Linked DNA regions of Mus musculus: all the other regions are linked to region 3. Evidence: chromatin loops called from intact Hi-C (ENCODE). Cell type or tissue: left cerebral cortex. All regions are shown on one strand. Each heading gives the region's core, and the rest is flanking DNA. Links, peaks and the distances in the headings are about the cores only.

Region 1 (10,286 bases), core at 3,549-8,548, 890 kb before region 3:
GAGACAAAGCCTCACTATACAATCCAGGCTGGCCTGGAAATCACTAATGGCCCAGACTGACTCTGACCTCACAATTTTCTTGCTTCTACCTCGCACCTGCTGGCCTTACACAGCACCACACCTGCTCCAGTAGGATACCCACATTGACAATGCTGCTGGTTTTCCTCTTCTTCTGCAATGCTGAGAACTGAATCCAGAGGCTTCCCCACACTAGTCAAATGCTCCACCATTGAGGTATGTCCCCAGGGCTGTCAGGGCTTCTATCAGTTCCGTCTGTGAGAACCAACTGGTACTCAAGTGTTTGCCATGATAAGTGCTCAAAAACTGTTAGCTGTGGGGCTGGAAAGATCACTCAGCAATTAAGAATGCCTACTGCTCTTACAGAGGACCCAAGTTCAGTCCCTAGTGCCCATGTCAGGTTACTAACAACCACCTGTAACTTCAGTTTCAAGGAATCTGACACCTGTGGTCTCTACAGGCACTTGCAAACTCTCTTTGTGTCTCTGTCTTTCTCGCTGTCTCTCTCTGTCTCTCTCTCTCTCTTTCTCTCTCTCTGTCTCTCTAGCACTTAAAAATAAATACTATCAAAAAGAACCCTGTTAGCTGGGTCTAGGTGTGGTAGAGCATTTGAGAGTCAGAGATGGGTAGATATCTGTGAGTTCAAAGCCAGTCTGGTCTACATAGTGAGTTCTCAGCCAGCCAGAACTACATGGTAAGACCCTGTCTCCAAAATAAAAGCAGCCTGTTATATGCAGAATAAACCCCATCTTTGCTAGAAGAAGTCCTGGAGTGATTCCAGACAGCTAGAACTGCCCAAGTTCAAAAAGCCCCTTACCTCCAGGGCTCCTGAGTACTGCAGTTCTTTATGTTCACTAGTATGGCTGGTGACAGGCCATGTGCTCATCCCTCACTAAAACTAGGTCAGTCACACAAGCCTTGTGGGCCTCAAACTTTCCATGTTAGTAGTCACAGGGACATATGTGGGACAGATGCTTAAAGAAAAAACTGGTGTCTTTTTGTTATTGTTGTTTTTGTTTCTCTGTGTAACAGCCCTGACTTTGTAGACCAGGCTGGCTTTGAACTCACAGAGATCTGAGTGCCTCTGCCTCCCCAGTTGCTGGGATTAAAAGGCATGTACCTCCATGCCCAGCTAAAACGGGTTTCTTAAATAATGGCTCTTCTGGAAAGCCTGTGGCTCCCACTGGACCTGCGCAGAGGGTGAGTCCTTGCTAATCTCTCAGCTAGGTTCCTCATCCATCCTCTCTCTCCCCTTGCCAGCTCCAGCCCCACAGGGTGCTCTCAGAACAGCAATTTAGCAGCTGCTACTGGGCTCTGGGCTGTGCTCACTGCAGGTGACAAGAATCACTGGCCTGAGGAATGGGACATCCCAGCATGCTTTGCCAGACAAACCTCAGTCCCTAGGTCAGCTAGAATATTGGTGTTCTCTCAGCAGGGATCCAAAGCTGTAATTAACTCACACTGCACTTGGTCTAACTCCAGGAGGCTTTCTCCTCCTTCCCTACATAGAATCCATGGCCAGGTATTCCTATTCGATCCTGAAAGCAGACCACCTGTGGTGAAATAGCAGGACCTTCCCACATCAAATTGCAAATGCTTGAGAGGCTTTTAGGCTAGGTTTATGTTTTTCCTTTTTACCACTCCCCATTTCACACGGGCCTGACCGTTCAGATCTGCTGCATAAACACATATTTAGCTTCCCTCCGATCATCCTAGATGGATGGCTAGGGCTTCCAAATGCCAGTTGAATGATCTGTGCACTTTCTTTCATCAGGGGGGGAAAGGCTGCCATCTAGTGCCCGACAGGGGAAGTGTGTGCTCGAGGGGTGCCGAGTTAAGTCTGAGCAAGTACACTGAACCTTTCCCTGCCAACCTCCAGGAAGATTGGTGACAGCTTGTCACACACTCAGGCAGGATGCATACATTAAGATGCTAAGAAAGTGGCAGGTTAGAGCATTCTTCCCTAGTGCGGAATGACGAGCTGTCCTGCTCTACCACAGACCCGGGGTACTAAGAATAGAAGACTTCAGAACTGACATCTGCCAAAGCTCAGGAAAACAGCAACAAATTGGTCTCCCACCACGTCCGGAGAGATGAAATGGCTCCATAGCAGAAGCTCAGGGGAACAAGAGACGTCAGACTTCTAACTATGGGCAGAAGACTTCTGGAAAATGTTGGCCTGTGGAAAAGATTACATTTTGTGGTATTCAGTAGGAATATGGTGAGCCAGGAAGTAGACACTTTATGGGGTTGTGGTGTAAATAACTATAATATCGTGATCAAGAGACTGGAATGAGGGGCTGGAGATGGTTCAGTGGTTAAGAACACTGGCTGTTCTATCAGAGGTTCAGGATTCAATTTCCAATACCCACATGGCTCACAACTGTCTGTAACTGTAGATGGGTCAGCAGGAAAAGATGCTTGCCTGACAACTGAGCTCCATCCCTGTGGTGGAAGGGGAGTTATCCTCTGACCTCCACATGTGTGCCCACCACACACACACTAATGTAAACAGAGGAAGAGACCAAGGGCTGCTCCACAGCCTCCAGACTGAAGGATGACGTTAACAAGTCTTTTCCAACTCCCAAGGCAAGACCCTGACTTGGACCAGTACCTGATAGATCCCAGCAGCCGACCAAGCCTCGGGGCAGCTCTCGCTGCTTCCCACTGGCCACAGACTAGACTCCATCTTCTGTCTACTTCAGGTTTCTACTGTCTGCTTCACCTGCTGCTGCTCTCCGTAGCCGCTGGTCCTTACCTCTGTGGGCTGGGCACAGAGTGAGAGACTGGGCACAGTTAGAAGGAGTTACGAGATGCTTCGTGAGCAGGGTCTTGCTCCAGCAGGCCTGACGCATGCATGCGAGGCTGGAAAGTGCTGTGGCTTCCCGGCTTCCCTTTACTTCCCAGCCATGGCCCCAGACTTTTCACCACTGCTGGAGTCAAAGAACTAAATGGGGCTGGGGAGAGATCTCAGAATGCACGCACGGTTTCTGCCATGTAAGCTGGATGATCTGAGCTCAAATCCCTACCACCGTGTCAAAGAACAGGGGATGGTAAGACATGCAATTCCAGCACTGGGGAGGTCGAGATAGGGGGATCCCTGGGACACAATAACCAGACTAGCCTAAAATATCAAGCTCTCCGGCCTTACACATGTGCACACACATCTTTATAATTCAGGTATCCAAATGTAAACACAGACACACACACACTATCTTCTTAATATGAAAGAAAAGTTCTAGAGACTGTTAACATTGTCACCTTAAAGTCTAGTTGTGTTGCAGTTTCGAAGGCCTCTGGTCTATCCATGCACTCAAGACTATGGCTACCATGTCACTGTGCAATCTAGAGACTCTTAACATTGTCACCTTAAAGCCTAGTCGTACCCAAGATATAAGATACAATTTGCTAAACACATGAAATTCAAGAAGAACGAAGACCAAAGTGTGGACACTTTGCCCCTTCTTAGAAATGGGAACAAAACACCCATGGAAGGAGTTACAGAGACAAAATTTGGAGCTGTGACGAAAGGATGGACTATCTAGTGATTGCCATATGCAGGGATCCATCCCATAATCAGCTTCCAAATGCTGACACCATTGCATACACTAGCAAGATTTTGCTGAAAGGACCCAGATGTAGCTGTCTCTTGTGAGACTATGCCGGGGCCTAGCAAACACAGAAGTGGATGATCACAGTCAGCTATTGGATGGGTCACACGGCCCCCAATGGAGGAGCTAGAGAAATTACCCAAGGAGCTAAAGGGAACTGCAACCCTATAGGTGGAACAACAATATGAACTAACCAGTACCCCGGAGCTCTTGACTCTAGCTGCATATGTATCAAAAGATGGCCTAGTCGGCCATCACTGCAAAGAGAGGCCCATTGGACTTTCAAACTTTATATGCCCCAGTACAGGGGAACCCCAGGGCCAAAAAGGGGGAGTGGGTGGGTAGGGGATTGGGGGGGTGGGTATGGCGGACTTTTGGAATAGCATTGAAAATGTAAACGAGGAAAATACCTAATAAAAAAAATAAAATAAAAAAAAGTCTAGTCGTGTTGCAGTTTCAAAGGCCTCTAGTCTATCCATGCACTCAAGACTATGGCTACCATGTCACTGTGCAAGTTTGGTGACAAACATATCACTGCCCTCAGAGGGCTTCCAGCCAACAGAGAAGCCAGGCATTAAACAGGAAATACAAGATGAAGCTCAGAGGTTGAGGGAACACTGGAAACTGGAGACGGAGCTCAGGGGGCTGAGGGAACAAGGAACAGAGAGCCATCTGTCTTGGGGTCTCTGTGAAGCTACTATAACCAAGACAGGGATTGAAGGAGTCCACTTGGGAAATAAAGGGATAAAGGAAGCCGGGTGTGGTGGCGCATGCCTTTAATCCCAGCACTTGGGAGGCAGAGGCAGGCAGATCTCTGAGTTCGAGGCCAGCCTGGTCTACAAAGTGAGTTCCAGGACAGCCAGGGCTACAAAGAGAAACTCTGTCTTGAAAAACAACAAACAAACAAACAAAAAACAATAAAGGGATAAAGGGAATGCCAGAGACATCAGAGAAGCAGCTGAAGACAGCATAGGCCAGGAACTGAGGCAAAGCTGGAAGACTGAGCAACAGCAGCAAAAAAACTGTATGGTATCCGAAGAAGCCAGAGCAGCCTGGCCTGGAAGGTCTCTGTAAGGACCCTGCACTTCTTTCTGAGGGCATGGGAATGCCATGGAAGAATGAATGGCACAGGGATGGACTAGATACTTGTATCATGGCTGCTCCCCAAAATACCGGGCAGAAAGGTGCGATGGGGCTTCATTTCGGTTTAAGAAGATTTGCTCCATCATAGCACAAAGGACAGGGTGGATGATGCAATTCATAGCAAAGAGGGTCCAGGAAACAGAACGGGAATTGGAGGGGTTCTACTGGCCATCTCCTTTCCCCGCTTCCAGACAGGTGCTGCCCGCATGCACAGTGGTTCTTCCTTGTTCAACTAACTCATGCTGGAAACTCACAAATACAAACAGAGCCAAACCTCCCCAGTCTCCCAGTGATTCCAGCTCCAGACAAGTTGATAATGAACTACCATCACAAGGGGGCCGAGGCAACAGACTGAAATTTGGAAAGCTCGCTCTCTTACTCTGAAGGTGGAGCTGAGCAAGGATTTTTTTTTTCCTTCTTGACACTCTTTCCTTTTGTAAAATTTTCAAAGATAGTGTTGGTAATAAACAGGCTGCTCGGGTAGTAAGTCTCTCTCCTCAGATACTCACAGACCAAGAGGCCCATCAGGTAGATAGTGCAACTCTTTTCGATCAAAGCATCCCTGAGTGAGGAGGATGACTAAGGAAACAACTCTACTCCATCACAGATGGAGGGGAGGCCGAGAGCTAGCAGCAAGCCAGCTGCAGTGCCCACACAGACCTCCCCTTTCTTTTTATAACTGGCTATATTGCTAGTTTTCATAGTTGGGTCAACAACTCCAGCTTATTGCAGCCCTGTACCTCCCAAGCTGTAGCACTGCATCTGCGGATCTGATGTGATTTTACAGGAACAGCCTGACACTTCCAGAGGTGGGCGGATGGGCTAAGCACTTGCAGGAGTCAGCTGTAAAGCAGAGACTTTGTTCTAGTCCTCAAATAATTCACAATATCTGGGGGAAGGAAAGACTGAGTGCAGTCGGAGAAGAGGACTAGATGCGCATTTCTTGGTTGGGAAACTGGGGCTGGGGATGACATAGGAGCCATTCATCTAAAGTTAAACCAGAGTCACTGCCGAAGGCACTTGGAGAACCCACTAGAGCAGGCTGGTTCAAGGCACACAAAGACCTCTAGGGAAGGCCCTGGGGCCCTTTGCCTGTTCTCTAGGAGACTGAAAATAAGCAGGGGCCAAAGTCCCTGGCCATGGACCTCTAGGTCACTCTAGCCAGAAAGATTTTCATTTTGGTTCCTCAAACAAATTACAGCTTTAGGACATTTCCTTGATAGCTTGCTTTGGTAGCCCAGGTAGGTCTGGAACTATAGCAGTCTTCCTGTCTCAGTTGCCTAAGCATCTGCACACTTCTCTTGTGAGTTCCTCTTCCTGGAAATCCCTGAGCTTCACCACCACACCCTGGTCTCCTCTTCCAGGGAGCAGCAATTCTACCTCCTCATTAAGGCCTTTTCCATCCACACCTAAACACTAGTGAGCCTTTCTTTCACATCAGAAGGTGGAGTTATCGTCTCCTCCCCCATCACAAGCCCTACCCTACGTGAGGTTCTTCCCTGTCTGCTTCATTTCCAGGGCCCAGTCAAGGGAGAAGGCATAGCAGAGAGCAGTCATTCAGTAGCTTTAGATGGAAATCACTGGAAGAAATATTGTAGAAACTGCTTGATCCAGGTAGACTTGGAAACTCATTTGTAAGGTGAAATAGTGGAAAGAAAACCATGCTGAACCATCACAAGACAGGAATGTAAGTGGAGGTGGACTTCCCTTCTATCTTATGACCAAAGTACTAGAAACTCTAAATTCCAGATTAATTTGTAGAGCACAACAATAAGAAAGCAGGTGCTGAGAGACAGCACCAAGGTTAAGATCATTTGCTGCTGATGACAATTTGAGTACAGTTCCTTTGAGCCATGACAGGTGACTCAGAACCACCTATATAGCTCCAACTCCAAGGGATCTGACAGCTTTTCTGACCTCTTTAGGTACACATACACACACACACACATACACACACACACACACACACATACACACACATACACACACACACACACTCTCATACACACACATACACACACACATACACACACATACACACACACATGCACACACACATGCACACACACATACATACACACACATACACACACATATACACACACACATACACACACACATACATACACATACACACACACACATACACACACACATGCACACACACATACATACATACACACACACACATACACACACACATACACACACATACACACACACACATACACACACATACACACACACACACACATTCAAATAGCTGAACTCCAAAACGTTTCAAGTCCAAAACTCTGTAAGTATCAACATGACAATACAGGTGACAACTGCACATGTGACCTCATGTGACAGGCGTCAGTAAAAGTGTGGGTGCACCAGTGTGGACTGTGGTGTAGCTCAGTGGAGAGCCCTTGCTTATAGTGCATGGATCCCTGGATTCAATCTCCAGCACTACAAAGCACTTAAATAAAAATAACCATATAAAGATGCACAAGATTTACCTTCTGTTTAGGTGGACAAGCTGTATATAAAGAGGAACGAAATCTCATGTTTAGATTTTGATCTTATTCCCAAGATATGTTTGTGTATGCAAATTTAAAAAAAATCTGGCATCTAAAACCCTTCAGGTTCTAGGCATTCTGGATGAGAGCTAGTCAATCTGTATTCAACACTATAAATTATATAATGCAAATAAATGTATGGCTACTACTTTAGAGAGAACATTACTACAGTGTTATTTATAAGAGTACTTTCCTTTGACTATTTAAAACAAGCTTCAGCTTCGGAAAAACTGATTTGGAACTTGCATCTCACAAGTTGTCTCGTATATAAATGGAATCATTTGTACAAATGAGGCCAGAGTATGTAGTTGTGTCTATTCTGAGACTGTTGTTTGCCTTTCAGGCTGTGCCCACTGACAGCTGGCTTCACTTTTGAACAATTCTTTGGTCTGTCTGTTTTCTGTTTTAAAAGGCCTTTTCATATGTATGTAGTATGTGTTCTTGCAAAGAAAAATCAGCAAATATAAGAATGGAGAGAAGAAAACAAAATCACCTGTAACTGTGGAGTCTATAAGTAACTAAAGCGAATATTTTCAAGGGTTTCCCTTCCAGATCCTTTCAAAAAAAAAAAGTGACTCGTGTGTGAGAGTTTCATTTTGTACAGAAGAACATGGGAAGGAAGAGTGTACAAATGGCATACTATGATAGAAAATGCACAACAGTACACTTGAAGTCAAATAAAATTACCAGGGACAGGGAAGGAACATCCCATATCGATAAATAAGTAAAAATCAGTCAGGCAAACGTAGCAATTCTAAATGAATGTGTAAAAAAAGAAACCTGATAGAGTTGAAAAGAAAAATAGGCAAACCCATAGTTATAGTTGGAGGCTTAAGTGTTCTTATCTCAAAAATAGTCAAGACAAAGTCCAGGCTAAAGAGATGGCTCCGTGGTTAACATCGTGTTCTGCTCTTCCAGAGAACCTACATTCCACTGCCAACACCTCCATGCAGCCCTTACAATTTGCTGTCACAGCTGTCACGGGCAAGCGCCAATCCCTAACACTAATCATGATACTCTGTTATCCTGTTGCAGACAGGAGCATGTTGTCCTCTGAGAGGCTCCACCCAGCAGCTGACTCAGATAGAGATACCCACAGCCAAAACAGTGGATGGAGCTTGGGGACTCTTATGGAAGAATAGGAGGAAGGATTGTGGCTCCCAAAGGGGATAGGAAGGAATTCCACAGGAAGACCAACAGAGTCAACCAACCTGGACCCTTGGGGTTCTCAGAGTTTGGACCACCAACTAAAGAATATATACAGGCAGAACCTATGCCTCCCTGCACATATGTAGCAGATGTACAGCTCAGTTTTCATGTGGGTCCTAAACAACTGGAGCAGGGACTACCCACAAAAGCTGTTGCCTGTACACAGGATATGTTCTTCCAGCTGGGCTGCCTTGTCTGGCCTCAGTGAGAGAGGAAGCACCTAGCCTCACAGAGACATGAAGTGGCAGGGTGGGGGGATGTCCAGGGGGACCTCCACCTGCCCAAATGAGAAGGGGAAAAGGAAGAGGGGAGGAGAGGGATTTTAGAAGGGGATGACTTGGGGGTGGGGGCAGTGAGCAGGATGTAAAGTGAGGAAGTAAAAACAGAAAATTAAAAAAAAAAAAAACAAAAAAGATCTCTGGGAACAATAGCATGATGCAAACAGAACCAATTCCCAGAAGTTTTTCTCTGTCATCCTTCTATGCATACACCAGCACATATACTCATGTTCACACACACACACACACTCACATACACACTCACACACACTCACACACACACACACACTCACACACACACACACTCACATACACACACACTCACACACACATACACACACATATACACACACAGAGTGACAGAGACAGAGAGAGACAGAGACAGAGAGAGAATAAATGAATAAATGTAATTTTTAAGACAGAGAAAGTTAAAATTATACACTGTATTGTCTGACCACAATGGAATCAAACTAGAAATGGAAGGAAGACTTCCTATCTTCCCATGCTCAGAAACTAAGAGCACACGTTTAATATTTCATAGGCAAAGAGAGGGAGGGCCTCCTGAGCGAGGGAAAATACAACCTATCCAAACATGAGGGCACAGCACTAGGGGAAGGAAAACTCCCAGCTCTAAGTGCTCACATTAGAAAAGAGGAAAGGCCCAAAGCTAATGATGTAGCTGGAACCCCGAGAGCCTGAAGAAGAAGGTAACAGGCTGTTAAAATAAGCTGCAGAAGCAGTAAAGAAAAACAAAAAGATCAAAGAGAGAGGAGGGGAGAGGGAGAAGGAGAGGAAAGAGGGAGAGGGGGAGAGAGGGGGGAAGAGGGAGAGGGAGAGGGAGAGAGAGAGAGAGACAGACAGAGAGAGAGAGAGAGAGAGAGTGCTGGCTCTGCAAAGATGAGTAAAGCAGAAATGACTGGCAAGACTGAGAAAGGGAAAGGAAAGAAGACACAAACAGTGAAACAGGAGCTGCCACAGAGCAGGCACACACCAAAAACATAACCAGAAAGCTTAAGAAATGACTCTACACACACACAGTGAGTGAGCTGTAACAGCAAGGCCAAGTTTTTCACCAACAAAAACCACTACATCATACCCAATACGAAGCATATACTTTGAATAGCTCATGACCTCAAAGGAAATTGTTACAGCCCCCAGGCCCAAGTGGTTTTACTAGAGAGTTCTGTGAAACACTTGAGTAAGAACAGCAGTTCTAAACAACGTCTCCCTGGAAACATGAGGAATCACTTTCCAAATCACACGAGGAAGCCACTGTACCTGGAAACCAAAGCCAAATGAAGAAAATTCAAAACAAAGCAATGTTGTTCATGAACATAAATGCAAAAACAGCATCACTTATTAGCAAAATATGTGGCGGGAGAGATGAGTCAGTGGTTAGAAACACTTGCTGCACAACCATGAGGGTCAGAGTTTGGATCCTAAGCATGCCGGGAACCACAGCTCTG
Region 2 (10,286 bases), core at 3,080-8,079, 190 kb before region 3:
TGAGTGCTTTAGAATTCTCTATACATCATGTACCCCCTTTCTGAATCTACCCAAAACACCCTCTCCTACCCCACACCTTAATGGGCACATCAGTGTTAGAAAGGCAAGAAAAGGTAATTTCTAATTTGTGGGCCTTCCTGCCTGGCCCATGCTTTTGCATTGAATCTTAAGTGTGAACACAGACTCTCTAAGAGAAAAAAAAAATCCAAGACTGGCTGGCCCTGTGATGCAGTCCTAGTCCAGAAACAGAAAGTGAGGATGTAGGTACCCCCAGGCCTTTTCCATCACAAACCTGAATATGTCCAACAGCCTGGATTCTACCTTCCTGCCTCCCCTAACTGGTGTCTCTCTACTGCTTCCCTGTTATACCTCCATCATACAGCCCTCAGAGGGGGCACCTAAGATAGGATTCTGCCCCACCCCCAACCCACTGCTTTCCCATGTCCTCTGCACATTTCTTGCCCCCTTCTGTCTCCTCCTAAGGCAAGGAAAGACATGTCTTTGTCTACCAAGTCTGGACAGACCTGTTAGATGCAGCCTTGGGAAAGCCAGGCTCCAGCTTTCTACAGTTTGATCTTGATTTCCTTGTGAGTTAAACCAAGAACCATAGACATGCTCCACAGAACTGCTGTCAGTATCAAATGAAAGAGACTTCTGAGTTACTGTCGGAAACTCAAGGGCACTGTTGTGAAGGCAATCTCTCGAGAACCCAGACACCAGTGACATCACCCACCTGGGTGTACCTCTTCACAGGTCACTTCTAGCATCTGCCAACACTATAGGAGACACCGGGGCTTACTAACTTAATACCTGAGATTTCCTGTCTCCTCGGATGTCCCACATATAGAGAACTGGCATTTGTGGCTAGGTTTCTGTCTGAGCTTGGTGTTTGTGAGTCACTAAGCAAGATGTGGCTCAGCCAACTGTCTGTCATCTACATCTTGATCAGACACTACAATGAACAATCTCAGGGGTCAGATGTAGAATCCTGTTAGTTCCATGTGCGAATAGGACTTCTTTCCTTGTGTGTGATCTCGTCAACTCTTCTCTGGGGAACCCAAGAAGGGTCTGCTCCACTTCCTGAAAAGGAAACCTCTATAAACCCACAGCACATGAGATGACGGCCTGGCTTACTAGATATAAGCTACACACTTTGTGCCAGCTTTTCCCTAAGCAAATGCATACGCTTTAGCTACTGTGTCTTCTTTTCCATGTATTCAAATGAGACATATGTCCCTCCTCATTTGAAAAGCAAATTCTTGCAACCTCAATCCCACACTCCCCACTCTATAAGCTACCTCTTTCCCTGAAGACCCTCCAACCAGTCTTTCTTTTCTGAGTCCACTGACCCTTGCCCTCCACCAGCCATGTTCAGTCCCCTGACTAAAACAGTGCCATCACCTGACCCTTTGTCCCATTCTCATTTCCTCTGTGATGCTGTCATTGACTATCTTTATCCAATATCAGCTGTTCCATTGTCTGATTTCAGGGTCCTCTTGATGACATTGAGAACTTTCCTCTGTACCAGCATCCCCATCACTACCAGATAGTGTTCAACTTCAGAGACCTGACACTTTAGAGAGACATGTGACCCACCATGCTACCTCTTCTACATCTCTTGGCATCATCCCATAGTCCCACCTTCTTTCCTCCTCTAAGCCTATCTTCCACCATTTCAGTTTCTCTTGTGTTGTGTTAGAGCCCAAATTCAAACTATCACAATTCTTTAGGCCTTAGCCAGGGAGACAATAACATCCTCCTGTACTTATAGGTCAGGGAGTTTCCTGTCGATCTTTCTAACAGTCCTGCTTGCTGCTTATTGATGTCTTGTTTTCTAGTGCAGCTATGCTAGGGCAACCAACAGCAAGATATCAGGAACTGATGTACTTCTCCCAACTTCAACCTCAAAGTTGTTGTCCTGAAACCCCTCTTCCCCAGGACTGAGCACCACTATTGCACCCTAAGACACAGGTACTGTCTTCAAAATACCCACAAGTAGGACAAGAAGCAACCATTCAGTTTCTGCCTCATCAACTCACACATTCGATCCTTCAGACCAGCTGTTCCATTTACAGGAGTCCTTGGCCTGGCATGAGTTAGGTTTCTCAGCTCTCAAGCCCAGATTGTTGTAACAGGAGTTTTGGATCTGCTATGGGTCCCCGTGTTGTCACTTGAGTCAAGAGGTCCTCTTGGTGGTATGAGGAGTTTTGAGGTTAGTGTAATGATTTCTAAGCACTACTCTGCAGAATACTTAAAACCTAGGATCTACAACCAGCCTGCCCTTATCTGCATTGTGACTTGAGGAGGATGAGCAATCTCTCATGCTCACACACTGGGCATGCTTGGTTAGCAGTTTTGTGAAAGCCATTGAGAAAGTCTGCTGAACCTGAGCTTCTCAAAGAGGGCCTGGACAAGTGCCACGAGAACCACGGATGCTGCAGTGGGAAGCCAGGCATTCTTAGAGCCTTGCTCTCCATGTTTGCACTGATGTGGTGCCACCATCTCTTCAGTGAGGTTGGAAGGAGGCAAAGTCTTTCTATAGAGTCTTCTGGGGTTCTCGCTTAGTCAGTGCCTGCATCATCTCCCTGGTGATAAATGTCACACATACTCCACATCTCAGGCAGGGAGATGTGTAATTACTCTATCCTCACTGGGGCACTGTGATGGAACCTTATATTTCTAACTTCAGATTAATATTTGAGAGAAGATTGCCCTCACGCCCTGCATTTTCTTCCCTTGTCTACCATGTACTCATTAGCACATCAGCTATTTTTACTGCCTCTGAGGACCCTCACCTCTTACCAGAATCAACACCCATCTGATGAGCACATAAGTGGTGGGTAGGAATTCAGGGTCCAGAGAGCAGCTCTTTTTCCAGGAAGCACACCATCCCTGGTCAAGGTTCTGGCTTCATTTCATAGCCTGAATTCTAACGAGGGTAAAGGGTACCAGTTCACATAAGAACAGCTGTGTGCAATGAGCTCTGTTTATTTTTCATTCATTTATTTATTCAGTGTATGTTGGGAGTATAGAAGGAAGTAGAGGGATGTGAGAGGGGTGGTGTACACATGTGCACACATGCCATTGAATCTGGGTGCCCATCAGACGACAACTTGTGGGAGTTGGTTCTTTCCTTCCACCAGGTGGAAGGAGCTTGAACTGGGACTTGCACTCCAGTCATCAGGCTTTGGGGACAAGTGTTTTACACACTGGGTCATCTTGCTGGTCCCATGGATCATGTTTTAAATGGAGTATCCTAGAGTGTTACAATTGTGTATGTGATCACATTGATATATGTGATCACATCATCTATTTACCTCTTGAGGAGCTTAAACCTGGTGAGGACAAAGGAAATAGAGCAGCAGACAGTAGTGCGCAGAAAGAGACATTCACAGTCTGTTGGCATGCATAAATCTGCCCTTACCTATGTGTCAGGTAATTCAGTAATCTTTAATTTCCTGGCTCTTACTGGGTCAAGAAGCAAGTTCTGTGTGTACTAAGGCCAGTACGTATTCCTCCCCAGTTCACCGGCTGTAGAATTAATCTTCAAAGCAAAACTGTTAAAAACACAAGACCTCCAAAAGGTCATGAGGGATTGGCTCTGGTGCAAGGACCAGTGCTGTTATCTAGGGAGTGAGTTGTTATTATGGAAACCTGTCGCTATAAAGGGATGAAGAATTTGCCCTCTGTTGAGCTCTCCAGCTTGTACATTTTGCCAAAGGATGATGGAGCAAGCAAACCCTACCCAATCTTGGACTTCCCACTCTCTATTCCATATTTCCCTTTGGCCCACCCAGTGTGGTATCCTGCTATAGCAGCTCAACATCAACTAAGACAATTCCACTGTTTTTTAACGAACGCTCTGATTCGACTGGAGATCATCTTATTGGGCTATAAAAGATAGCTTTGGATCTGTGAGCCAAATGCATTCCACCTCACATCTGGGACAACAGATGCTATTCCCAGCCCTCTACTTTTGGACAACTATTAACCACAAGTCCACGGTGATCACCCATGGCCCTGTGACTATGAACATCCTTCAACGTTCCAAACTCTGATGGCAAATAAGCAACTGTTGTCTCTCTTTGATAGCATGTGGGACATTTAGGAGCAGCAACAAAAGGTGGCCTGTGGGATCACATCTGGGCCTGGAGAATCACACAGGGCACTGGGCTCTAACAGAGCAGCCAAGAGGGTGTCATGTATCATTACATATTTGGGGAAAGATGATGTTTCCTCAAATGTGAGTGCCCTTATTGAGGCCACTTCCCCAACCCTGGGCTAAAAGCAAAGGCAGGGGCACTGAGGTATCTCAGCAGGTCAGACTATCCTTCTTTATGAGACATTGGCCATGAAGGATCCTGAAGGGAAGGCAGCCAACTCTAGTGGAGCAGACACTCGGCTATTTTCACGCAGTCTCATGACATGTGGATGTGATGAGACTCTTATGTTGTTTCTTATGTTGCTTTAACGATTCTCCTCGAACTTAGAGGACTTGGGAGGGTCCTCTACTCAGTGTCTTCCATGGCTGAAGTCAAGGTGTCAGCAAGACCCATGTCCCTTCATGGAGGCTCTGAAGGAAAACTTGCTATGAAGCTTACTTAACTGATTTTAGAAAGTTACTCAAGGCTTCAGGACTTGGGTTCCCTTCTCCTTGCTGGCTGATGGCCCAGAATTTCTTTCAGCTACTATTTTGCTGTTTCTTCCATCTTTAAGCTAACAGCTGCTAATGTCCCTTTGGAGCACGGCACCTGGCTTATGCCAACTCTCTGCTGCCACGTGCCTAAGAAAGCTCTCTGATTTTAGAGATTCTATGATATTAGATTGGGCCCATTTGCAACATTCTCCAACCCATTGATTGGTGACCTCATCACACTGCTTAAAAACCTTGTGTCACATAAGGTCACATCCAAACAGGCTCCAGGTATTTGGGTGTGGCTATCTTTTGGGGGTGGGGTAGGGAACTGCTCATCTTACTTAAGAAACCACTGCTTCTACCTTCAAGACCTAGAAATGGGCTCAGTGAGGAGAGGTAACTTTCCCAAGGGTGCTAGGTGGTAACTATGGGCTTCAAACTTACTCCTATCTGATCTTAAAGCCTGAGTTCTTCCTGAACCATACATGTCTCCTGAGCCTGGAATAGCTTGGCATCCCAGACTCCATTCTGAGCATGGTGGGTGGTAGCAAGGCTCTTTTGGGCTCTACCTCATTTCTTTTTTCTGCACTGTCCTTTGTGCCTGCTGTGCTTTGGAAATCCCCCATTCTAAATTCAGGACTCCTGTATTCTCCCTCTGTGTGTGTGCCAAAGCTTCCTGGTTTGGGAAGTAGGCACCCCATCCCCACCCTGCCTCGCACACACTTGTTACTGGCAACAGATTCCTTTTTTCCCTCTAGAGACCAAAAGCTAAAAGTGAGATGTGGCTCAGGCTCTGAGTAAGTAGATATATATTACATGTATCCTGTGTTATGTAAATTGGAGCTTAAGTATCCAATTTTAATGCAAATCAACCTCGGAAAAAATTTAAAAGCCACATTTCCCTAAAGCCTGCTCGTGTCCTAAACTGTGGATATAATTATCAAAAGTGCTCAGCTCATTTTAGAAACACTTGGTGGGAATGAAGTACCAGGTCAGCAGGTGGGGAGGTTAACCAAGACACAGTATGGCTTTTACAAGGCCCTTCAGCCAATCCACCTGCAGCCACTTCTGCAGTGGAAGATGGGGGTGAGGTGAGGGTAGGATCGGATTCAGTCATAGTCACCCTGGCCAAAGAGCACATGTCATTTTGGAGCTGTGAACTAACGTCAACAGTACACAGGCAAACATGTCTAGAGCACAGAGAAATTCTGTCTGGAAGAAAGAGACATACCAGCCTGCTGCTATTGTTTATATAATCAAAGAGACTGTTCTAACATAGCTCCACTGGATTCTATGTAAACTGTTTCACATGGTGCCTAGTGCATGGTATGGTCTGCCCTTCATCCTCATCCCAGATTCAACCAACACTGAATAGTATTTTATTGAAAATAGACAATTGCTTTTTCTTGAGCATACATGTATAACCATTTTTCCTCACTATCTTCCCCTAAACCATGCAGTTTAACAACTATTTACATGATATGTGTGTTCTATTATGTATTATACGTAATGGGGGAATGATTTAAGTAATACAAGTGCTTGCACATTGGTTCTATGCAAATTTGGTACCATTTTATATAAGGGACTGGAGCATCCGTGGGTTTGGGTGTAGGATGATTTTGGAACTCAAAGAGACATATGTTTCTGGATTGCCTTGCCACCCAGAAATCCTTTCCCATTCAGTCTCTCGCTTTTCACACAAGCATTTTGTGAGCAGTTTCGACTATTCTGGGCATTGAGAATCAGAAATGAGATGAACTTTCTGCTCTTGCTTTAAGAGAGTCATCAGTGGGACAGGCACCGATAACTGGACAGCCACATACTTAAATGGGTCAGTGGAAGGGTGATATAAAGGACACTGTGCTGAGAAGATGGGATGCCGAAGTGGGTGGATGGGGGAGGGGTGGTAGCAGAAGGGAAGGCAGAGAGAAAGTGTCCCAGCTGTAGAAGAGGTCACTCAGAGCTGCCATCTTCAGGGGTTCATAGTGGATGCATAAGGAGGCTCTCTGTTCTTGTAGAAGGCCTGAATAGTCTGAAAGTTCAGGAGGGTCTGCCAATGTTGGAAGTGTGGAGAGCAGCCTGATGAACCTAGGAAGATAGACACTTCTGTAGGAGAGGGGCAGGAGGAAGTCCTTGTAGACACAGACCTGGGAGACTTGTCTCTTAGCAAGACCACTTTGGCAGGAGCTGAAGCTGGACAGTAATAAATAGCGTTGGAGAACAACTTAGCAAAGAGTGGCCAGAATGGAGGGGTGTGTGTGTGGTGGTGGTGGTGGTGTGTGTGATGGGCTATACCCTACAGACAGGATTCCTTTTTTCTGGCAGGCACCTTCTTTTATCCTCTTTTATAGCTAAAGCATCGCTCACACCCTCCATCCAGATAGCTGATCATCAGTCAGACATGTGGACCACTTTAGAATCCCCACCTTCTCATACTTTGTGGTCTAGTTATCCACGCCTTGCAACTGCTACCCGTGCACATAACCATGTCATGTATGTGCTCTTGGAAAAAGTACCTTATTTTTCTGGTATACAAAAATACTTAAAAGGAGAGAGAGAGAGAGAGAGAGAGAGAGAGAGAGAGAGAGAGAGAGAGAGAAGAGAAGAGAAGAGAAGAGAAGAGAAGAGAAGAGAAGAGAAGAGAAGAGAAGAGAAGAGAAGAGAAGAGAAGAGAAGAAGGGAGGGAGGGAGGAAGGAAGGAAGGAAGGGGAGAAAAGAAAAAAGAAAAGAGGGTAAAAGGATCCAAAAAAGGCTTCCAAAGTGCTATTGGCTGACTATAGCAGAATAGAATGTTAGGGTGCGGGGAAACAGTGATTGCTGCGGTGGCTGTCTACAGTGCTTCTTTGGTCTCAAAGATTTTGTGATGGATTATAAATGTCTTTCCCACACCTTACAGGGACCATTTACCAACTGCTTTATTCAAATCAGCCCTCAGTAATACCAAACGACTCAGGAGCTGGCTCGATGAGATTGCATCTTGATTTGAGCAGCTGTGTGTTAACATGGCTCGAAAGGAAGGGTGCTGGTAAGTCAGACCGGAATGTGCCATCCTGCAAATGACAGTGCTACCTGCATCCAAATGCGACTGCTGCATCCAAGAGGGATCATCCTCACCTTGTACAGTTCAAGAGGACAGAAAGAACCCCAGGAGACAAACTGGATAGAGCTGAACTGTAACTTAGAAGGATTTTCTAACAATTTCACAAAAACTCTTAACCCACAATATGTCGGACAGTGAAAATTTCTGAATCATTATGAGTGGCTTTAGGGCAGAGACTGGACCACTGTCGTCTATCAGAGGGCTACAGGGAACACTTCTTTGCTGCTGGGAAGGAGGGCTGGAACGTCTCAGTAAGGAGTGCTGGGATATCCAGCTTCCCCTAGGCTAGTGTAGGCAGACTTAGCCTTGAACCCCATGCCAGCACATTCACAATTCCTGTTACATTCCATCCTTGTTGGTTTATAGGCTAGGGACTGGAGATCGAGATTTGTTTACTGTGCTTCCAGTCTGACCCCCACTTGGCAAGAGACCAATTTCCTGATAGATTTCTCCCCTGTACTGCCCAGGTTGGGAGAACAGATGCTACGGGTTAGGCCAAAGCCATAAATTTCTGGGAAATAATTCTTAGTGACTGAGAAAGAAAGCCATAAAACACCCTGAAGGCAATGGGCAGAAGACAACAAAGGCAGTGGCTGATGCCAGGCAGCTCAGTGCCAGGAGGAGCCCTCGGATCACTTTTCTGGCCTGTGTACTGTTCCCTAGACCCATGCTCGCACACCTCCCAGGGCTAGCACAGAGGAGAAGCACTCCACACATAATGATTCCCTCTCTTCCATTTTTCTGTTTGGTTTGCTCAACCAGTCGTCACTGTGGGCCTCCTGCATAACTAAGGCCCCAGGTACACTGAGAGATGGAGATATGCAGGACAAAGCCCACCACATGCCATCTCCAGTCCTGCTTGCGACTTCGTCCCTCTCAGGTCTCACTTCCTAGGCAGAAACTCACATGCCCATGGCGTACTGCCATTCTCAGTTACCTCAAAATAGTCACAGTACCCCAAGAGGGAAGGTTGTTACATCAAAGCTACATTTTCCCATAGAAGGGCAGGGGATAACTCAGCATTAGTAGAAGGATGAAATGGCTGTTCCATCTGAGATGTTTTCCCTGTAGCTGCAAATATAGCTGGCACTATGGCTAGGGCAGGCCACCTACGAGCCAGCCCCTCTCCCTCCCTGGATCCCATCCCACTGAAAGGCGAGGGTAAATTGTCTCTTGGTTTTTGTGGTGATTAACCCAGCACGACGATGAGAAGGGATTGCTCTCTCATCCCTCTGCCGCACTTTTTCTCTTCTCAGTCTTCTTCAACTCCAGATTCCTAAGTCCGCTGCTTCCAGTTCAAACCTGCATCTGGCCCCACGAACTTGGCATTCATCTTGGTTCTCTTGGATTTCACATCTCACTTTCTCCCTTAAGAACCTGCTTGGACAGGTTTCCCTGGTACTTGGTGTCTATATTTACCATGGAGAAAATCTCTTGCTATGACCGCCTTCCTACAGTCACTGTTCTGGGACCCTAACCAGGCTGTTCCCTAAGTGGGTGACTCAGATTTCCCAGAAACCCCCTGCCAGGTTAAGGACACAGAATCCTCAGGCTATACTGAACTTATATAGGTCATGAGATATGAAATAGAAACTTACCAAAGTTCTCCCCACCCCAGATGTCCATGTCGACGTCATATTTACCCAGGTAATCGAACCAGGCTTTGTCGATCACGAAGAGCCCTCCGGCTATGATTGGAGTCCTGTGTGTTTGGAAGGAAGATAAGGTTGGGGAGCATATGAGGAAGTAAACTCAAACTCTGTGGTTCTGGGAATCCAGAACTCAAGGCAATTTTTCTCCTGATTTCTGGCCCTTTTCAGAAGAGCCAGTATATTTTTAGGCTATCTAAAACAAGGATCTGCTGCAGAGGTCTGTCCTCTGCTTGACAATTCCTTGACCTTGCAGTCAGGAAACATCACCGATCAACACCCCTCCAAGGAGCTCCCCCTGCCCCTCCTCCTCCAGTTCTGCTCAGTGAGGCTCTTGGAGCAGAGCTGTTAGGCCACTGCCCAGGCAGAGAAGGGCCATGAACAGCACAGCCGGGTCCTGACCTGGGCTCACTTCTCTGATCTGTGCCTTTACCTTTTGGCTGTATCTTGAATTCCCTCCCCCTATCCAAAAATAAAAGTGTAACTGAAATCCTAATTCTCAGTATCTCAGAATGTGACCTTATTTGGAGACAAGAGATTACCTCTATAAAGAGGTAACCAAGTTAAAACGGTAATTAGGGTAGGCCAATGTGACTGGGGTCCTTATAAAGAGGGAGTTTGGCATGCAAATGCAAATATGCCAAGAGGAGTGTGTGGGAACTGGAGAGGAGTTGGCAATCTGTAAAGAGCAAAGAGGCCTGGGCAGTCATCAGAGGGATCATCCCCATCTGGGGATGCCTCACCTGCTTCGAAACCATGGCATGTGTTTCTGCCATTTAAGCAGTTTGGGTATTGGTTGCTATAGCTACAGCAAACTAATACACCTTCTTGTGTGTGTCTGTGTGTATGTCTCTCTCTGTGTGTGTGTGTGTCTGTGTGTGTCTGTGTGTGTGTGTGTGTG
Region 3 (10,286 bases), core at 2,623-7,622:
GGAACTCTCCACAGGTGGTTCTCTACCCCATCTACCCGAAGGCTGTTTTACAGTCACATGACTCATTTGTGGAAGTAGTAACTCTAGGACCTTCTCCCAAATCCACAGAATCATAACTTCTGTAATAAACCCAAAAATCTCTGTGCCAAGCAAGCTCTCCAGGTGACTGTAACCTGCACTCCAGTTGGAGGGAACTACTGTGTTCCTTAAGAATACTTGTGTTCTGTGTCACACAAAGTTTCTGCTCATACAAATCCCAGGAAATAAAACTGTTCCACTTTCATCTTTCCTGAGATACACATTGTGATGTCAACTTGACACAAACTAAACTCATTTGAGAGGTAGGAACCTTAATTGAGACACTGCCTCTATAAGGTTGCTATCTGGGCTGTAGACAAGGCTGTAGGGCATTTTTGTAATTAGTGGTTGATGGGTGTGATGGTTTAATTATGCTTGGATCAGGGAAGGACCCTATTTGGAGGTGTGGCATTATTGGAGGAAGTGCCTTACTGTGGGCATAGGCTTTAAGACCCTTGCCCTAGCTGCCTGGAAGCCAGTCTTCTCCTAGCGGTCTTCAGATGAAGATGGAGAACTATCAGTTCCTCTTGCACCATGCCTACCTGGACACTGCCACGCTCTCACCTTGATGATGATGGACTGAACCTCTGAACCTGCAAACCGTCCCCAATTAAATGTCATTGTGTTTGTTCACAGCAGTAAAACCCAAACTAAGACAATGAGGAGGGGTCCAATCCATTGTGGGTGGGTGCTATTCCTGGGTTCTATACGAAAGCAGGCTAAGCAAGCTATGGAGAGCAAGCCAGTAAGCAGCACCCCTTCGTGGTCTCTGCATCAGTTTCTGCCTCCAAGTTCCTGCCCTGTTTGAGTTCCTGTCCTGATTTCCTGTGGTGACGAACATTGATACGAAAGTGTACAATAAATAGACCTTCCTCTCCCCAACTTGTTTTTTGTCATGGTATTTTATCACAGCTATAGTAACCCTCAGACACACACACACACACACACACACACACACACACACACACACACAGATCCAGGGGGAATGCTCATCTATAAATATATTTTAAAATTTACGCAAGACACATAGGTAGACACATATTAGTGAAAAATAGGATCTAGAAAAATAGTAACCAAAAATAGGGGAAGGGTACACCTAGTAGTAAAATGTGTTAAGATTTCCAGACCTATAGAATAATTGAGGCTTTGGAGAACTATACAAAATACGGCGTGAGTGAAATGTTGAGACAGGAACACGGTTTTAGACAGATTCCTGATATGGGACTATCGTCTGCTTGTGATCCTACATCAGCAAGGAACTCCCCAAAGTTTGTGTCACACACTCCAAACTGACAGGACAGACCCCTCAGAGCAGCACTCAAGCCTAGCACTGTGCCTGGTACCTGGCTGCCAGCAGTCACTCTGTGTTGAGCACAGACCGGGATAAAGAGCAGGAGAGGAGTAAAGACAAAGTCTGCCCCAAAGGAAAAAGAGCCCTTGCCCCAGATCCCTGGGGCAAAACGAAGAATAAGTCAGCTTGAGGTAATGAGATTCAGCACAAAACAGAGAAAGTTCATGTCCCTGCAGGCATCATTAACTGCATCACACAGAGCAGAACCGCCTAGGGAAAAGTAAGAAAAACACCTACAGATTCGTGGTCAGGGTCTGCAACATTAAGGAAATAGATCCTGGACTATAAAGGCTGCCTGATGGACATACCAATCGATCGCATCACTACCCTGCTTAACCACCCACAGCTTCCATGGTCCTTCCTGACTAGACCCACACACACACTGTCCCTGTCTCATTCCTCTGACCGCCACAGGCTTCATGCTGTCTTGTTCCTTCAAAGCTGGCTTATTCTCTATTTGGAATGTGCTCTGCCTACGGGCCACTGATCCATCCTTCTCAACTCACCTATTGTACCTCCTCCAGCAGTGGCCGGGCTCCCATGACACCCAGTGCAGTGACCCCACTTGACTATCAATCCTGCGTGTCCTGGACCACTGATGAGCAGACCACCCTCCACCAAGGAGAAAATCCTGCATCTCTGCATCCAATGGCACCGAGCCTAGCTCCATGGGTGCTAAACTAAATGCTTATTTCGATCAACTAATATTGGCAAGATTCCAAAACTTTGGTTTAAAATGTACTTTGGTTAAAAGAAGAGTCTATTGGGATCCAAGTGGGAAAATTCTGTGGAGGTCTGAGTTCAAACCCAGAACGATCTAAGACGAGTTAATTAAAGACTCTTGGCCTGTTTCCCCATCTATGAAATAAGAACAATATTAAACAACTCCTTATGAAGAAAACACCAACTATGCACTTAGCACACAGTAGGCCCTCCCTACTGTACTTATCGGTGAGATCCACTCCTACTTAACACAGAGATGTTCATGTCTTCCTCTTTCCGACTACAGGCTCCTCCAAGGTCTTTTCCCACTCCTAGAGATTGCCCTGGGCTCATAAAGGTTGCTTAGCTGCCAGCAAATCCCCAGAAGCCTCGCTCTGTTTCCCCTGGTCAAGGCTGTGGAAAAGAAAGACAGGGGCTCTGAATCTCAAGAGAGAGCCAGTAGGGGGAACCTTCCACTCCTCTGGGCTGCACCGACTGGACAAGAGTTGGGAAAGCCACTTGGATTCCCATTTCCACAACTCCCTGCCAGTAGGAAGGTTTCTGTTCTTATGGGCTCCTCCGTGCTGTCCTGAGCGCATTCAACTTCCAACGCAGCAAATGAACTGGGGAACAGTTCACAGAGCCGGTGGCACCAGGCCAGGCCAGGTGGGTAGGGAAGGCTGGGAGGCCTCCAGGGGGGTCGCTAGTGCTGTTCACGTGCGCACAGCACCCGGGTCATCGTCTCCTCCTCTGGGGCCTGGCAGCAAAGGGAAGGAGTCCGCAAATCCACCAGACTTCTCATGGGTGCCAGCATCGCTCACCCAGCAACCTCCAGTGACCCTCCAGCGGCACCCACCGACCGCCAGTCCCAAAGTAGCTAGTCCGCAGCGCCCCCTTGGCCACCGGACTGCTAGTTAAGTTGGGAGCCCGGCTCTGTCTGCGAGCGCGCGCCCACCACCCACGCCCACTGCCACTTACACACGCCAAAGATATGGAGACGCCCCAAGCTTCTTAAATTCCACAAGCACCTCCCCATGGCCGCATCCCGCGCCTGTTCCCCATCGCAGCACCTCGACACCCCTGCATTTGAACCCTCAATCCCAGTGCGTGGACCACGCACCCTTCCACCTGCCAGTGCCCGGTGCCCTGTGCCCTGTGCGCCACGAAACGGCATACCTTGGGGGTCTGCACTTCGGGTCCCAGCGGCACCTCCAACTTCCTCTTGGTGACCCAGAAGAACAGCAGTACGGTGATCCAGAGCACCCCAAAGATGGGCAGCGCCAAGCGGCGAGTCAGCCGCCGCATGGTCCCCTCTGCCTGCTTCTCTTGGTGGCGACGCGTCCCTGGGGCACCCCCCGGCGGTCAGGGGTGGCGGGGCACGAGTCTGCCGAGCGCCTCGCTCTAGGAGAAACGCTGCTCCTGGGATCCCGATGTTGGATGGCGGGATCCTGCCCCGCCCGCTTCGGAGAGAAGCCACAGCCGGGAACGGAGCGGCGAGGGGCGCCGGAGACTAGAGACGCGGCCGGGCAGGGACGAGGGGCAGCTCAGCCCGGCGCCCGCTCCAAACGGAGAGCCGCGGCGGCCGCTGCGATGCTGCTGTGCGCCGCGGCTGCCTTTGCCCGCTGCTGCCGCGAGGGAAACTGACTCGAGCAGCCGGGAAGGTGGAATCCGAGGCTGTGCCCGGCACCCCCGGAGGAGCACGAGGAGGAGGGAGCGCGGAGGGAGGGCGGGCCCGACAGACAGACTGACTCCGAGGGAGAGCGGGGCGGGAGCGAACCGGGCTCTGAGCGGGGGCGCTACCGCCTCCCGCCGACCGTGGAGCACCCTGCGGTTGAGGGACCTTGGATGCAGCTCTGGGACCATCCTGGGCTAGGGTTGTGCTGGGAGGGGTTGGGCGGGGACCGGTTATAGGATACTGACTTGTATCAAGCAAGCTGATACTTAAGGACTAGCCCGCGCCAGGTGAGGCACTACCGGGGAGGAGTTTCTGTTTGCTGCGGGGCTCTGCACATGGTGCTCACAGGAGGGTTCGCTAGCCGGGAGCCATCACTGGGATAGTAGGGTTGGTTGACCCAGATGTTGTCTCAAGTTCAGACTTGACCATTTCAGGGCCAAGGTCGAGTTCAGCCATCTCCCCAGGGTATTCTTTGCCTTTGAGCAGGTAGGTGCCTGGCAACTTTCTCTTAATGGAAAACTGAGCTGGTCTAAATTTAACTCGAAAGATGTCCTTTTAAAAATTAAGGCAAAAGTAAATCCCTGAGGATTTTTTTTTTCTCCTTGTAAAAATAAGCCCTTTTTCTGGGGCTTGCCAGAAAAAAAGGGTCTAATGTTAGCACAACCACCGGAAGTTTTGTGAAAGGTGGCCCTGGGGTGTGTGGGAGTAGCTCCCCAAATCCCTTTCCCAGTTGCCTTTAAGGAATACATCTTCCAGCTACAGACTAAAGTCACTTGGATTTAGAGACAGGAACAGTTCTGACTCCAGTTTCCATACAGGCCTCAGGTGGGCTGGATGAATTTCTAACCATATCTCTAGAATAGGGAGGTGTGGTTTCTAGCCTAGCCTACCCAACCAACAGGGCAAATCACAGCGTCAGCCTCTCCCTTCCTTAAGTCTTAAGACTGTGCCTCATCTTCAGATGTGAATGCTGCGTTACCTCAGAGTTCAGAGAGAAAAGGTGGAAGTTTTTGCGAAGTCTGCAGAGCCCTGGCCACTGGAGTCCTTGTTTTAGTTACAGGGATGCTCCAAGTTTCTCCAAGTGAGAATGACACCGAGTGGCCCAGCGGCATGCTCCCTGCTGTCTTCACTCACAGACTGGAGCTTAGTATAGGGGTAGCACCCACACTCGACTGCAGGTGAGAAAGGTACCAGTCAGTTCTCCAGAATTCCTCCTCCAGTGCCATGGAGCCCTCCAGACACTTGCTCAGAAACAGAGGTGTCCCCCACCCCCCAACAGCTCCGGTGTTTGATACCTTGTCTTTCGGCCATAAGGCAAAGGCTCTGGAGCGGAGATGTAGGTAAGAAATTTGAGGTTGGAAATCAATCAGCCAGAAAAGGCTTGTCAGCCCCCAGAGCCCTGCTGGCATCTCACACTTGTCTCTATTGGACCCGTAGCCTCTGAAAGGTTGGGTCCACTCTCTCCAGATGTTGTTTAAGCAGGCAAAGGCCTCGGTGAATAACTGTCCAAGGAGCATTGGCGAGTGGCAAGAGCACCTACTCCCGCAGCTTTCTGAGCTCTCTGGATCTCTTCCAAGAGCCTCACCCTAGAGTCCCAGTCCTGGGCCTGCAAAGTGTTCTGTGTCAGCTCTGCCGAGAACCTCCCGAGCAAGCTGTAGACTCGCTGATGAGCGCCAGGCAGGAGCTGCAGCAGCGGAGTCCATTGCTCAGCGCTTTGTGGGGCTGTTTCTGAGTAACAGATGGCAGACAGTTACACAACACCACCGCCAAGCTCCTGAGATGGTGCAGCCTCACACGCCTGCTTCACTCAGACTGGCATACGGGGAAACCAAGGCCCTGGGGTGAAACAGCTCCGCGGGAGAGTACGTAACACTGGGAAGAACAAAGATATTCTTCTAAAGCTCTTGCTCTTGAATCACTATTTTGTCCTCCTCTCACATGGGGAAGAGTCCCTGGGCCTTGAAAGATTTCTAAAGGCTCCGATTTTGCTAAGTGCAATTAACCGACCCAACTATAGAATATGTTGGTCTAGGCTTTTAGGCCAGTAAGTGCCATTACAAATGGGAGGACACTACAGGTGAGTCTTCTAAGTTTTGGAAGCCAGAAAAAAAATCTCCAGGCAGGTCCCAGCATGGTAGGTCTCACTCCAGTGTATCTTAGAGTTCTCCAAGCTTGGGCAGATAGTCAAAGTTCTTTTAATAACGGAGTTAGGGGCATGGCAATGACTCAGTCTGTACAGTGGTTGCTTTGCAAGCACAAGGTTCTGAGTCTAATTCCTAGACTCACTTAAAGAAAGAAACTGAATTCTTGTACACCCACCGCTGAGGAGGCAGAGACGGGTAAGTCAATACAAGTTCACTGGCCAGCTATCCTAGTCTGCTTGAGAAATTCCAGGCCAGTGAAAGACTGTGTCTCAAAAACACAAGATGGATGATACTGAAGAAAAGCACCCAAGGTTATCCTATGGTCTTCACATGCCTGTGCACATACACTCACACAAGAAAACACACACATACACACACATCAGCCTAAACAGCACAGAGCCCTGGTGACCCCACAGGGTAGATGAGCTATATCATTGGTGACTAACCCAAACTACTTCTTTCTCATCACAACCAAGATAGGGAGAAAAATCTCTGAGCAATTTTGTAAGAAAACAAAACAAAATAAAAATCTGCTCTGAATTAGGAGTCTCATTCCACCTAAATAGAGCCTACCTCCTGGTCACAATTCTTCAGCCCGTTCGTATCTCTGAGGTCCAATTTGCCCCTGTGTAGTGTGACATTCTTACAGAGAACCCCCCCAACCCCCAACCCTGGGCTGAAGCATTTAAGGGTCTAGCCTTTCTTTATCCCCAAATTTGGACTCTCTGTGGCCACTACTGTCGTTGTGAAGTTCTGTATAAGCCGTTCTCTCCTCACAGGCGAAGACATTAGAGAGCAAATTGGGTAGTGGAGCAGATGTGAGTCATTCCTGTTAGTATAAAAACTACGGAATAAAACCCATTATGGCCCCCAGAAAGCTGTGTGAAGCAGCATATGGAGCAAATGTAAGCTGGAAACAGGAGGAAGCTGTGAAGTCCGATGCATATGCTCTCTGGCAGCAATTGCTGTGGGTTTTCACACTTTGCCTGCATTTCCCTTCGCTGTCCGCCTGTCACCAGTCCTTCGGCTCACTGCAGAAGCAGCAGCCTTTGTTCCCTTTGGATCAGACTCCTCAAGTCCCTCCTCCCTCCCCACCGTGAGTGAGTTCAGGGGTGTGTGCGTGTGTGTTCTTGCACACGAGTGGCTATAGGCGTATCTTGCCATCTTCGTACCTACCTGACCTGCCGCCACCTGTGAGGTGCCCCTGATGTCAGCCTCACCAATTTTGACCTACTGGAGCTAGGCCTCTTCTGGGCCAGGGGGAAAGGTGAATAGGGGGCCAGGCAGATGGCAGCTCAGTAAGATGAGAGGCTTGCATGCTGCTCCAGCGCTGGCAGGGTTCCCCAGCAGAAAAAAGAAAAGAAAGGAAAAAGAAAAGGTGATAGGGAGAATTCAAAGATGTCTGTCTTAATTCCACAGCCCTCCAGGCACAGTCTTTGAACTAACCCCTGCAGTGGACCCTATTCAAGTGTTAGCTGTAAATAATACATCAGCCCCCTCTGCCTCTGAGTTCTTGTTTCTTCTTGCTATCATAAAGCCTGTCAAAATCGCATGCCCTGGGTCTCCTACCAGGGCTCTGTCTGCAGTGAGCAATGGCATCATCTAGGTTGAGTGGTGCAGGAGAATGGGTTATTAGCAAGCCCATGCCCACCCTTTCTGCCACATTGGTGCATCTTTGTCAAAGAAATAGAGCCAGTGGCTTTCCCTCTCATCTTTGATGAGTACACGTGTGGCTCTATCTAAGGGTAAGGCGTCTAACGGTCACCTCTCTGGATCTTTACCAATTAAACATTTTTACTTCGTGCTCCTGATACCTCAGCCCCTCCCTTCATCTTTTTTATTTTCCTATGCACTACTGTGTAATTTGCTTCCCTGAAAGGGATTTAGATTTTTGCATTTCAAAAGCCTGCGTTTTCATTATTTTGAAATGCCCCCAAACTTTCTTTGTTCCTTATCCAAATGCCAAGTGTGAAATTTACTACTGCTACAATGAGATTGGTCTTAGCTAGTTGTAGAAACTGGTTTGATCATCAGTGGTGGCATCCCCTCCCCCATGTTTTGCATAGATAATACAATGTTCTAGCTAGTGTGAAGGAGTGACTCAGCTTAAGGGGAAAAAAAAACACAAAAGAAAAATCTTTAACCCAAATTAGCTAGTGGGGGTTCTCAAAAAGAAGAGCATGGTCTGAAGACTCGGAGAACCCGATCATAATTGCCATACCCTGGATCCCACAGGTCAAAGGGAGGTGGTAGTCCAATATGGTCATCTTTGTTGGTTGGCTTCAGCTTGCAGGGATGAGCCTAAAGTCAAAGTGAAGGGGAAAGCTACGTCTTAGAAGTAACTAAATTGTATAGGTCTCTCCAATCTGCCTAAAACTTCCACAAAAAGGTGCCAAGCACACCCTAAGAGTGGCTAGCCACTTTAGGACAATCACTGGAGCCCAAGGCACATTTTACATGGGCTCACTAGCAGGCATTACAGGCTGAGAAGAATGACGTCTGCTCATTTTCCTGGAAGCATTGTCAACAACTTTCCCTCTCACGGTCTAGACATTTCTGGTATAGATCGTAACTAACAGGAGTGACTAACAGGAGAATTTCCAGTGAAGTTTCTAGAAGGAAGAACGCTTGAAATATGGGTCTGTGCTCTTCAAGTTGTTAATATATATTGAGTTTGAGTCAAATGAGACTATTATTGATGATCTGGACAAATAGAGTTGGCTTTGTGTGGCACACGTTGTGATGCCAGTGCTTTTTCAGATCCCATCCACACAACTGAGGACGTTGCACCTACATAGTAGCTCACAGATCCCCCAAAGCACCTACCTGGGATCCTGTAGAGGACAAGGAGTTCCTGAGCTCAGACTATAATCATCCCCTCAACTACCTCTCCTCCGTCCCAGATGCCTGTAAGCCATGAAAGTAACATGAATGGATGGAATGAGAGGAAGTGGAGGAATAGGGGTGTAAACAGGATGCAAACAGCAGTGGGGGGGGCGACATTAGTGTGTCGGGTCTGATGATGACGATCACAGCAGTAGGGAATGGGGGGGGGGCATGGAAGCCCAAATCAACTGCAGTCATATTTTTCCAGATCATCAACAGAAACAGATGTCTAGATGATGATGTAACATCATGAAGTCTCCTGGATCTTAACTGTGGGTATCTAACTCAATAGCCCCTCCCCTTACCAAAAAAAAAAAAAAAAAGGAAGGAAGAAAGAAAGAAAGAAAGAAAGAAAGAAAGAAAGAAAGAAAGAAAGAAAAATGGATCGAGTAAACAAAACTGGTATGTAATCTGGATCTAGCCTGCTGCTTGGCAGTTTACAAACAGAATGTGGCCCCAAGCAGATGTTTCTATTGTGTTTCCTATCTTGGAGACATGTATATTTAGCTAGAGCAGAGGGGAAAATGGATCAGGTGACCCAGTCATAGGATCCAATGAGGAAACTTGGAAGTCACTGACTCTCTTGGAAATGAAGAGTTTGACACTCTTCAGTTTGTACTTGAAGAAATTGTAGCCCAGAAAAATCTGCACAATCTGCTAAGAGCAAGACAATATGTTCGTGGTCAGGTTGGACTATACCATATCTTCCCTACGATAACCTCTACCCCTCCTCACTATGCACCATGCTCCCAACAGACATTCTTCCCTAGGCTTGATGGGCCAAGAGGAACAAGAAGCCCAGACACTTCTGGGAGTGGAGATGGGGAAGCCACCAAACCCAGAAGTGTCCAGACAATCATCAAAACAACAAATATAAGCTCAGATTCTGAGCTGTTTGCTCTGAGTGAGGAATATAAATAAATAGACTAACACACACACACACACACACACACACACATACACACACACTCATGCGCACAGGCACACACATGTGCAGCTCTCTCAGAAATATAAGCTGGCAATCTGAACAAAGGTTTGAGCATTAGCGATCTGGTCCCTCCTTGTGTGTCTCAGTTGGGTGATAGTACAACTCCTAGCTACAGGTACCTTGGTCCAACTGAAAATTAACTACATCCCCACAGGAAAATCATTTTTCGAGCCGTCCTCTGCACCTCTCTTCCATTTTGCTCACTAAGTGCAGTACAAATATTAATTAGACACAGATTATTCAGAAAGTGCTTGTAGCATTTGAACTTAGCTGAGTTTCATCAGAAAAATGATATTAGCATCATCCCCGTGTTGTGGTTTTCTCTACACAGAAAATTCACTTCACGCAGCTCCCAGCTAGCTCACCTTTTGGTCATCATTTTTGTGAGACAAGTGAAAATATTTCTCTTGTACACAAAAGAGGTAAATCCCCTTCTCTGGCTTGATCCGACAAAGGCCAGTT

What was found. Peaks named below come from ENCODE experiments on the same cell type or tissue, not always from the same donor. Only the 100,000 strongest peaks of a DNase experiment are listed, where the experiment ranks them.
Region 1: it touches region 3 in a loop (22-fold over the local background); 2 of 42 quality-filtered maps call a loop at or near these places.
Region 2: a loop joins it to region 3, with 16 times the contacts of the local background. A loop is called at or near these places in 5 of 42 quality-filtered maps.

What each region holds. Positions count from the first base shown.
Region 1 is chr17:72,812,282-72,822,567 of GRCm38, forward strand. No RefSeq gene overlaps it. Among named protein-coding and RNA genes, the nearest start is that of Ypel5, 19 kb to the right of the region's middle. In left cerebral cortex, for the core only: no CTCF peak of the experiment used is centred there; DNase peaks (open chromatin) are centred at 5,493, 7,655 and 8,360; H3K27ac peaks cover 455 bases.
Region 2 is chr17:73,513,284-73,523,569 of GRCm38, forward strand. It overlaps Galnt14 (polypeptide N-acetylgalactosaminyltransferase 14), which reads right to left. Exons shown (of 15, transcript NM_027864.2): 9 at 9,335-9,438. Among named protein-coding and RNA genes, the nearest start is that of Capn13, 120 kb to the left of the region's middle. In left cerebral cortex, for the core only: a CTCF peak has its summit at 5,380; DNase peaks (open chromatin) are centred at 4,694, 5,275 and 6,260; H3K27ac peaks cover 1,873 bases.
Region 3 is chr17:73,706,624-73,716,909 of GRCm38, forward strand. It overlaps Galnt14 (polypeptide N-acetylgalactosaminyltransferase 14), which reads right to left and starts at 3,828. Exons shown (of 15, transcript NM_027864.2): 1 at 3,308-3,828. The coding sequence starts at 3,436. Gm52320 (a long non-coding RNA gene) reads right to left here and starts at 1,023. Exons shown (of 2, transcript XR_003952420.1): 1 at 1-1,023. In left cerebral cortex, for the core only: a CTCF peak has its summit at 3,489; DNase peaks (open chromatin) are centred at 2,688, 3,106, 3,519, 3,787 and 3 more places; H3K4me3 peaks cover 1,754 bases; H3K27ac peaks cover 2,054 bases.